Regions from separate parts of the Homo sapiens genome. Here region 2 is linked to region 1. Evidence: chromatin loops called from intact Hi-C (ENCODE). Cell type or tissue: endothelial cell of umbilical vein. All regions are shown on one strand. Each heading gives the region's core, and the rest is flanking DNA. Links, peaks and the distances in the headings are about the cores only. Region 1 overlaps SMIM12 (small integral membrane protein 12). Region 2 overlaps ZMYM1 (zinc finger MYM-type containing 1).

Evidence for each region. Hi-C counts contacts between places; a loop is a spot of excess contacts. Peaks named below come from ENCODE experiments on the same cell type or tissue, not always from the same donor. Only the 100,000 strongest peaks of a DNase experiment are listed, where the experiment ranks them.
Region 2: it touches region 1 in a loop (2.4-fold over the local background); 2 of 110 quality-filtered maps call a loop at or near these places.

The regions. Positions count from the first base shown.
Region 1 is chr1:34,849,914-34,855,295 of GRCh38, forward strand. It overlaps SMIM12 (small integral membrane protein 12), which reads right to left. Exons shown (of 2, transcript NM_138428.6): 2 at 449-5,382. Among named protein-coding and RNA genes, the nearest start is that of SMIM12, 7.1 kb to the right of the region's middle. RefSeq lists enhancers at 3,084-3,313, 3,738-4,608. In endothelial cell of umbilical vein, for the core only: a CTCF peak has its summit at 2,936; DNase peaks (open chromatin) are centred at 1,708 and 2,968.
Region 2 is chr1:35,112,783-35,118,164 of GRCh38, forward strand. It overlaps ZMYM1 (zinc finger MYM-type containing 1), which reads left to right. Exons shown (of 10, transcript NM_024772.5): 10 at 195-3,077. The coding sequence ends at 2,477. Among named protein-coding and RNA genes, the nearest start is that of ZMYM1, 36 kb to the left of the region's middle. In endothelial cell of umbilical vein, for the core only: no CTCF peak of the experiment used is centred there; a DNase peak (open chromatin) is centred at 2,959.

The DNA.
Region 1 (5,382 bases), core at 266-5,265:
GCGGAGCTTACAGTGAGCTGAGATCCTGTCACTGCACTCCAGCCTGGGTGACAAAGCGAGACTCCGTCTCAAAAAAAAAAAAAAAAAAAAAAAAAAAAAAAATTACCTTGAAGTGTTGCAGACTCTGTTGCATCCACAACCCATGAAGGAAGAGGGCCGGGCGAGATGGTTATGCAAATTACTCCAGCTGCACTTAGCAGCTTAGGCTCAGAGAAGGAGAAACGGAATTGCAGCAGGGGTTGGAAGTGAAGAAACTGGGCAGTGAGAGAGGGAATAAGGGCCCTAAGGACTTTGGATTCTTCTACATGGAAAAGGTGCCCTTGCTGGGGCGCTAGTAAAGATTTTTTTAAATCTGAATAATTAGAAGGGCCCATTAGGCATTTTTTAACAAAAAACAAAGCCAGAGTTTACTTTTGTATTATGTAAAAAGGATCTGATTAACACATAATTGATGTTAACAAGTTTAATTCAAAAAGAATAAACTGTTTTTTAAGTACCAGAGGCACTGCTGGAACAGGATGAAAACTGATACACCGGTTACTAATTACTCTTCACTCTTCAAACTGATTCCCCTAAAGACTTCTACTTAGCAAATACTATAAAATACGCTCTGTACAGGAAAGAAATAATAGCACATGTATTTGTATTTTATTATTCAGACTGGCTGCCATCCCAACTAGATAAAGGAGGTTTTACTGGGCTGTAATATCTAGCACTTGCATGTTTTCAGAGCACTCTAAACTGGTTGTCTCACTCTTTTCACACGATCAGCAGGGAACACGTTCCCCATTTTGCAGGGAAACCAAGGCCAGTAGAGGTGAAGCGGCATACCCCAGGTCATCACTCAGATCGCTTGCCTCCAAGTCCAAGGCTCTTTCCCCTCCCAATTCTCCTGATCTGTGACCTCCTGGGCATTCTGGCCAATCTGCTTCCCTCTGACTTTGCAGACTGCACTGATGGAACTACCACTAAGGCAGGTGTGGAGCCTGCAATCTCCTGACCAGCTTGTGCTTCTTGGTTCTTATGCAAGCCAGTTCTCTCTGTGAAATATTTCTAAGCAGCCCTCAACCACCAGGTCTATGAGGGTCCCTGTTGTCCCTCAGCCAAGGCTGCTCTCTCCCCTAGATCCCCACCTCACCAGGGTCACAAGGATACACACAACTATTGCAGGAAACATAGGTTCTTCCTGCAATACAATTAAAGCTGCTAACATTTACTGAGTACCTACTGGTTGTTGTGAGGATGAGGTAATGTATGTAAAGTTTTAGCACAGTCTGTGACAATGTATATAAAGTTCTTAGCGTACTATGCTAAGAACCTTACATAATTACCTCATCCTCACAACAACCCAACAAAAATTCTTACCCCTATTTTACAGGTGAGGATATTGAGGTTCAGAAGGGCTAAGTGACTTGCCCAAGGTCATCCAGTTAATTGTTAAGGCAGTATTCATAACTCGAGCCTGTCAGACTCTAGAATCCACTTTATTTTTCCTCTGCTACACTGCCCTGGCTCCCTACCCTACAAGTGCTTAGAGATCTAAAGCAAAGTAGAAAAGGAAAAGTGAGCAAGACGGAGGGGCTTTTACATTTTCACTGCCTGGCTCCCAACCCAGACTCTGGCAAGGCTAATTCCATGATGTTTCACTCAGCGGCAGTCCCACCAGCCTGGAGCCCTGGGGAGCTGACCAGAGTCAAAAGGCTCCCTGGCAGGCTTGTTCTGGCAGCTGCCCAGCCGACTTGTGCTAACACAGCAACAGGCACAGGAAAGAGTCTAGAAAGAGTGGAAAAGCACCAGACACTGAACCGCTGCAGGGAGAGAAGTGATTCCTGCCGTGCTCGGAGAGGACCCTATACTAAAGCCACCACCATCATTGGGCTGGGAAGAGACGGGGGTAAGCGGGGAGCAAAAAGCCCCAAGCACATCCACTCACTCATGTGTTTCAGTGAACTGTGACTGGAAGGCCAGTCAAAAAGAGGGTCACATGCCTCCAAGGTGAATCAGCAAGCATGGAAGAAAACCGGTCTGCACCTTGGTTCATCCCAGCAACCCTGACCTGTCTATACCCACGTCCACATAAACCTTGCTATCTAATGTCACCCGAGCAGAGGCAAGAGCACATATACTATCTTACAGCCACCGCAACGGCTGATTTCAGCCAGCCTGTGGGAAAGAAAGATCTAGCTGAGAACACTAATAGACTTGCTAGAGGAAGAATTCAGTGACAAAGTGCCCTTGGAAAGGAAAGAAAAGAATTTAAAAGGGGGCACAATCAAAGTGAGACTGGAAGAAGGGAGCCACCTGGATTCCCAAAGATAGGGCTCTCTCGACCAGACACCAAGTGGAGGCCAACGGGTGGTGACAGGGATATTTTAAAAGATCTGAAAATCCAAAAATGTCCATGGGAAATGTGTTTGCTATTATTTCTGTAGGCTTTCCATCCTCACATTTTTCTTAGGTTATTAAGCTGCCTTTGTACAGGATGCCCAAAAGTGTTTTGAGGGAAACCAATTCTGGGATCTAATATTTGTAACAAGTTGTTAGATCGCCAAAAAAAAAAAAAAAAAAAAAACCATAATTATAGGTGTCATCAGAAGGAGGAGGCAGTTTGAGAGGTCACAAATTGGCAGCCACTGGGTCAAATTAACCCCACGGGTATGATAGCATGCTTAGAATTTTGTATAATGAATTATCAACACTTGAAAATCAGAAGGTTACACACACCAAAAAACCCTGAATTTCTAGCATCTCTTCATTTTTTTTTTTTTACCCCCTCTGGAGCTCTTAGAACATCTTTTAGAAAAATTCAAAAATCTGGTACCACTGGATGAGCAGCAGATTGGAAGGTGAGTCACCACTGCCCCCTTTCGGCAGGTCTATACTTTCTGCCAGCGTGGTGGCTCATTTGTCACCTGACCTCTGTCAGCACTAGTGTTTGGTTTAGCCCAGGGAAGTGACTGCAGGCTTGGTAATGCCCAGGACTGCCATAGGGTGGCAGCACTGGTGTGCCGATAAGGCCTGCTCATCAGCCAGAACCTGCAGCCAGAACCAGAAATCTCCTTACTTGGTAGCTGACAGTCTCTTCCCAAGTTCCATCCGATTTGTTCCCTGGGAAGCAACAGCAGCTCATTTCCGCATTCCCACTAGGCCTCAGGGAGCCTTAGAAGAAGCCAACGACTCAACCTGCTCCCTCCTCTCAGGCCACCACCAGGTCCTGGAAGGCACCTCCAGCTGGCACCTCTTCACAGCTGGCCCCTCTAACTGTTCAGGAACTCCACCCTCACCCACCTGTGGACACCATCAGGCCTCACGAGAGAGAACCTAAGAAGCAGGGCCAATACCCACTCCCTTTTAGAGGCAGATCAATTCATCAAATGCTCACTACTGCCCTGTGCTGACTTTAGTTAAACATCAGTAGGCTTCAAGAGGCAACAGCTTCTTATGCTTCTTCCTGCTCTCTGCTTTTACTCCCCTCACAGCCTTACCAGCAACGTCTTCAGTGGTAAGATTTAGTAGAAACTCCTAGAGCCCTTTTGGAAAGACATTTGGTGTTATGCATGAGATCCTCAAAACTGCTCATTTATCCCATTTCATCCAAAATGACATTTACTATTTTTACTGTTTATTCCAAAACGCAGGAAAAGCTTCATATAAGATATTCGTTGCAGTATCTAAACGAGTGACCAACCAGAAACAATTCAAATGTCCAGCAATATGGAAATTGTCCAGGATAAACTTATGTCATACTCCCACTTGATAGACAATTATGTTGCTATTATAAACAACTACAGCCAGGCACGGTGGCTCACGCCTGTAATCCCAGCACTTTAGGAGGCCAAGGCAGGCAGATCACAAGGTCAGAAGTTTGAGACCAGCCTGACCAACATGGTGAAACCCTGTCTCTACTAAAAATACAAAAATTAGCCAGGCGTAGCGGCGCACACCTGTAATCCCAGCTACTCAGGAGGCTGAGGCAGGAGAATCGCTTGAACCCAAGAGGTGGAGGTTGCAGTGAACCAAGATCGCGCCACTGCACTCCAGCCTGGGCAATACAGCGAGACTCCATATTTAAAACAACAACAACAACAACAACAAAAAAAAACTACAGACTGCCAGGCACGGTGCCTCACACCTGTAATCCCAGCACTTTGGGAGGCCGAGGCAGATGGGATCGCTTGAGGTCAGGAGTTCGAGACCAGCCTGGCCAAGATGGTGAAACCCCTGTCTTTACTAAAAACACAAAAACTAGCCAGGCACGATGGCGCACGCCTGTAATCCCAGCTACTTAGGAAGCTGAGGTAGGAGAATCGCTTGAACCCAGGAGGCAGAAGTTGCAGTCAGCCAAGATCACGCCACTGCACTCCAGCCCGGGTGACAGAATGAGAGTCCATCTCCAAAAAAAAAGAAAAAAGAAACTACAGGCCAAGGCCGGAGGATCACTTGAGCCCAGGAGTTTGAGACTAGCCTGGGCAACATAGTGAGACCTGGTTCTACAAAAAAATAAAAAAATTAGCTGGGCATGGTGGCATACTCCTGTAGTCCCATCTACTTGAGGAGCTGAAGTGAGAGGATCACTTGAGCCCAGGAGGTCAAGGTTGCACTGAGCCGTAATTGTACTGCACTCCAGCCTGTGTGACAGAGTGAGACCCTGTCTCCAAAAAACCAATTATGATGACCATGTAAAATGGGAAAATGATAATAGTGAGAAAAGTATATAAAATTAAATGTACAGTAATGATAACTATCTCTAAAACCTATGCAGAGAATTAGTAAAAGACAACAAAATGTTAACGGTTGTTATTAACGAGCTGGGAACATGGGTGACCTTTTTAAAATCCCTACCAAATTTTCTTGAATGTGCGTATATACTTTTATAGGGAAAGGCGTCTATGTGTGTGTATGTGAGGTCTACCTCCATTTAGACTTGAAGGTGCTGCAGCCAATTGTAATAATGGTAAAAAGGTTCCTGGGAATCTGTGCCTCCAGGGTTCAGTGCAACCGCACTAGTAAAGCAGTTTCCAGGGCTCCTTGGCACCCTTTAATACCAATGTTATCCTGCTCTAAAATGCCTGTACTTGCCTAACTCCTAAGAAGACCCCCAAATACCACCTGGATGATAAGATTCGATCATTATGGTTCTCAGATACCACTTTAATCAGGTTTTTCACTATACAGTGATGGGGGTAGAAGATGGTGACTGTTTTCAAGCAAATTCACGAGGCACATGTTCGTCCCTGCCCCAAAGTGAACAGTCTGGGCTTCCCAGAACAGAAAAGTGCTTTCCTTCCTGGGGGAATCCCATTCCTGAGCTGACAAGACAGATTTCAGTAAGAATGAGCACAAAGGATAGGGCAAAATAGTGAAGGGAGCCAGGTGCATATT
Region 2 (5,382 bases), core at 317-5,316, 260 kb after region 1:
AGGTCCTTCAAACATTTAATGCTGAATCTAGATTGCAAATAAATAAGTTATACGTAATTGTTAACGTTTCCCCCTAGTGGAGCTCATACTGTAACTCAGCCATTTATTTTACTATGTTATTAGAGTAGATATATTTGATATTTTAATTAATTTTTGAAAACTGTTAAATGTTCTTTTCTCATTTTCTCCCAAAGCTTTCTAAGAGTTCACCTAGTGAACCCAGTAATGCTGTTGCTAGTAGTAGTACGGAACAGCCAAGCGTTTCACCATCTTCATCAGTATTCAGTCAGCATGCAATTGGTTCCAGTACAGAAGTACAAAAAGACAATATGAAATCTATGAAAATAAGTGATGAACTATGTCACCCAAAATGTACATCCAAAGTACAAAAAGTTAAAGGTAAATCACGAAGTATTAAAAAATCTTGTTGTGCAGATTTTGAGTGTTTGGAAAACAGTAAAAAAGATGTGGCATTCTGTTATTCATGCCAGTTGTTCTGCCAAAAATATTTTAGCTGTGGAAGAGAGTCATTTGCAACCCACGGAACTTCTAATTGGAAAAAAACCCTGGAAAAATTCAGAAAGCATGAAAAAAGTGAAATGCATTTGAAGTCATTGGAATTTTGGAGAGAATACCAATTTTGTGATGGAGCTGTCAGTGACGATTTATCTATTCATTCGAAACAGATTGAGGGAAATAAAAAGTACCTAAAGCTTATAATTGAAAATATTTTATTTCTTGGAAAGCAGTGTTTACCCTTAAGAGGAAACGACCAGTCAGTTTCATCTGTGAATAAAGGCAATTTTTTAGAATTGTTAGAAATGAGAGCAAAAGATAAAGGAGAAGAAACATTTCGACTTATGAATTCACAAGTTGACTTCTATAACAGTACACAAATTCAAAGTGATATTATCGAAATAATAAAGACTGAAATGTTGCAGGATATTGTGAATGAGATCAATGACTCCTCAGCATTTTCAATCATATGTGATGAGACAATCAATAGTGCCATGAAAGAACAGCTTTCAATTTGTGTAAGATACCCACAAAAATCATCAAAGGCTATCTTAATTAAGGAAAGATTCTTGGGTTTTGTTGATACTGAGGAGATGACTGGGACCCACTTACATAGGACTATCAAAACTTATCTGCAGCAAATTGGAGTTGATATGGATAAAATACATGGCCAGGCCTATGATAGCACCACTAATTTGAAGATAAAATTTAATAAAATAGCAGCAGAATTCAAGAAAGAAGAACCAAGAGCTTTATACATACATTGTTATGCACACTTTTTGGATTTATCAATAATTAGGTTTTGTAAAGAAGTAAAAGAACTCCGAAGTGCTCTAAAAACTCTCAGTTCTTTGTTCAACACTATTTGTATGTCTGGGGAAATGTTGGCAAATTTTCGAAACATTTATAGGCTAAGTCAAAACAAAACATGCAAGAAACATATATCACAATCATGTTGGACAGTCCATGATCGTACATTACTATCTGTGATTGACAGTCTTCCAGAGATTATTGAAACATTGGAAGTTATAGCAAGCCATTCTTCAAATACAAGTTTCGCCGATGAATTGAGTCATTTGCTGACATTGGTTTCCAAATTTGAATTTGTCTTTTGTTTGAAATTCCTGTATCGAGTGCTGAGTGTTACAGGAATTCTTTCCAAAGAGCTTCAAAATAAAACCATAGACATTTTTTCTTTGTCTTCAAAAATAGAAGCAATTTTGGAATGTTTATCATCTGAAAGAAATGACGTATACTTTAAAACAATCTGGGATGGAACAGAGGAAATATGTCAAAAAATAACCTGTAAAGGTTTTAAAGTTGAAAAACCTTCTCTTCAGAAAAGAAGAAAAATTCAGAAATCAGTAGATCTTGGCAATTCAGATAATATGTTTTTTCCTACTTCAACAGAAGAACAATATAAAATTAATATCTATTACCAAGGATTAGATACTATATTACAAAATTTAAAGTTATGTTTTTCGGAGTTTGATTATTGCAAAATAAAGCAAATTTCAGAACTGTTATTTAAATGGAATGAACCATTAAATGAAACAACAGCAAAACATGTTCAGGAATTTTATAAACTTGATGAGGACATTATCCCAGAACTTAGATTTTATCGACATTATGCAAAGCTTAACTTTGTCATAGATGATAGTTGCATAAACTTCGTCAGTCTCGGCTGTTTGTTTATTCAGCATGGTCTTCACAGTAATATTCCTTGTCTCTCAAAGCTATTATATATTGCTTTGTCTTGGCCAATTACTTCAGCAAGTACTGAGAACTCATTTTCTACCCTGCCTCGTCTTAAGACATATTTATGTAATACCATGGGACAAGAGAAGCTTACTGGCCCAGCCCTAATGGCTGTTGAGCAGGAGTTGGTAAATAAACTAATGGAGCCTGAAAGACTCAATGAAATTGTGGAAAAGTTTATCAGTCAGATGAAAGAAATATAATACATGCTCATTTGAACTTACCTAAAAGACTTGTATTTCCATTGGGATGTTTTCATTTCAAAATTGTTCAAAATTCAAAAGACACAGAACGATAAACAGTGAAGTCTCCTTCCCTCCTTTAGAACTCATTTTCTCTTCCCAAAAAGTGTTATCTTTTCCTTAAATATCCCTCTAGAGGTATTTTTCCTAAGTGGTATTGTACGGTGTATACTGTTCTTCAGCTTGTCTTCTCTGTGTAACATATTTTTGAGATTGTCCCATGTCGTTACATGAAGAGTTTCTTGATTCTTGGTCTATAATTGCAGATGTTATTGTATGAATGTACCATAATATATTTGAGCAGTCCCTGCTGACATTTTTTTCCTAACCTTTTGCTATTATAAATAATGATTCATTTTATAACCTTTTATATAGGTCACATTGCACATGAGTGAGTTTACTGTAAGCTGGAAATCTAAAGTTAGAATTACTAGGTTAAGATATGTGCATTTTTACTTTTGATAGATATTGGCAAGTTGCCATCTATAAGGATTGTGCCAGTTTACAGTCCCACCCACAATGCATGAGAGTGCCTATTAAATCTTTGTAAGTGTTATCAAATGTTTTGATCTTTCCTAATCTCTTACTTTAAAAATGGCGTTTTAATCTCAGTAGAATTTTGTATATTCACTTAAGAATAAGGTTGGGGACTGGGCGTGGTGGTTCACACCTATAATCTCAGCCCTTTGAGGGCCTACACAGGAAGGAAGATCGCTTGAGGCCACGAGTTCAAGATGAGGTTGGCAACATAGTAAGACCTCATCACTACAATTTTTTTTTTTTTAAATTAGTGAAGTGTGGTACTGCACACCCGAAGTCCCAGCTACTTGGGAGGCTGAGGCAGGAGGATTGCTTAAGCCCAGAAATTTGAGGCTGCAGTGAGCCATGATTGCACCACTATGCTCCAGAGTCTAGGCAACAGAGTGAGACCTTATCTCTTTAAAACAAACAAGAATGAAGTTAGGTATCTGTTTATTTGTTTGAGCCATTTGTATTTCCTTTTTTGTAGACTGTCCTGTTTAAACGTTAAAATCACTGCTGTGGTTTTGATTTATACATCTCAGCTGGATGGCACAATAAATTATTAAGCCATGTTATGAAAATATAACTATATTTAAGTAACCTGCAAAGAAAAGACTATTTCTTTATACTTCAAAAAAGTTTTGTTTTTGTTTTGAGATGGAGTTTTGCTCTTGTTGCCCAGACTGGAGTGCAATGGTATGATCTCGGCTCACTGCAACCTCCGCCTCCCAGGTTCAAGTGATTGTCCTGCCTCAGCCTCCCAAGTAGCTGGGATGACAGGCGCACGCCACCACGCCTGGCTAATTTTTGTATTTTTAGTAGAGATGGGGTTTCACCATGTTAGCCAGGCTGGTCTTGAACTCCTGACGTCAGGTAATACGCCCACCTGGGCCTCCCAAAGTGCTGGGATTATGGCATAAGCCACCACGCCCAGCCAGAAAAGTTTAAATAACAAAGAAAATGTGATATTCAAAGATTTGAAAGAATTAAGTGGTATATATATCTAGGCCTGGAATTTTTTTTTTTTTTTTTTTTTTTTTTGAGACGGAGTCTCGCTCTGTCGCCCAGGCGGGAGTGCTGTGGCGCGATCTCCGCTCACTGCAAGCTCCGCCTTCCGGGTTCACGCCATTCTCCTGCCTCAGCCTCCCGAGTAGCTGGGACTACAGGCGCCCGCCACTGTGCCCGGCTAATTTTTTGTATTTTTAGTAGAGACGGGGTTTCACCGTGGTCTCGATCTCCTGACCTCGTGATCCGCCCGCCTCGGCCTCCCAAAGTGCTGGGATTACAGGCGTGAGCCACCGCGCCCGGCCTTTTTTTTTTTTTTAAAGACTATTTCTCTGGCACTTTTCTCCAGCTGTTTCTCCCTTACCCTCTCATCAATTTTGATAACTTGTACTTTTTCTAGGAGAACATCTATTTCATTGAGGCTTTCTTTCAAATGCATTTGCCTAGAGTTGTAGAAAATATTCTCAGTATCTTCTATATACCTGTTTTACTTTCTTTCTTTCATTTTTTAAGACGGAGTCTCGCTCTGTTGCCCAGGCTGGAGTGTACGGTGGCGTGATATTGGCTCACTGCAACCTCCACCTCGCGGGTTCAAGTGATTCTCCTGCCTCAGCTTCCCAAGTATATGGGATTACAGGTGCCCACCACCACGCCTGGCTCATTTTTTTGTATTTTTAGTAGAGATGGGGTTTCACCATGTTGGCCAGGCTGGTCTCGAACTCCTGACCTCAGGTGATCCACCCACCTTGGCCTCCCAAAGTGCTGGGATTACAGGCATAAGCCACCATGCCCGGCCCTAATTTATTGATTTCCACCTTAAAAAAGAGAAAACAGGCCTGGCGCAGTGGCTCACACTTGTAATCACAGTACTTTGGGAGGCCGAGGCGGGCAGATCACTTGAGGTCGGGAGTTCAAGACCAGCCTGACTAACATGGAGAAACCCCGTCTCTACTAAAACTATAAAATTAGCCGGGCGTGGTGGCACATGCCTGTAATACCAGCTACTCGGGAGGCTGAGACGGGAGAATAGCTTGAACCCCAAAGGCTGTGGTTGCAGTGAGCTGAGATCGTGCAATTGCACTCTAGTCTGGGCAACAAGAGAGAAACTCCGTTTCAAAAAAGAGAGAAAATAGGCTGGGGACGGTAGCTCACGCCTATAATCCCAACACTTTGGGAGGCTAAGGCAGGCGGATCACAAGGTCAAGAATTCAAGACCAGCCTGGCCAACATGGTGAAACCCCATCTCTACTAAAAATACAAAAAAAATGAGCCAGGTGTGGTGGTGGGTGCCTGTAATTCCAGCTACTCAGGAGGCTAAGGCAGGAGAATCACTTGAACC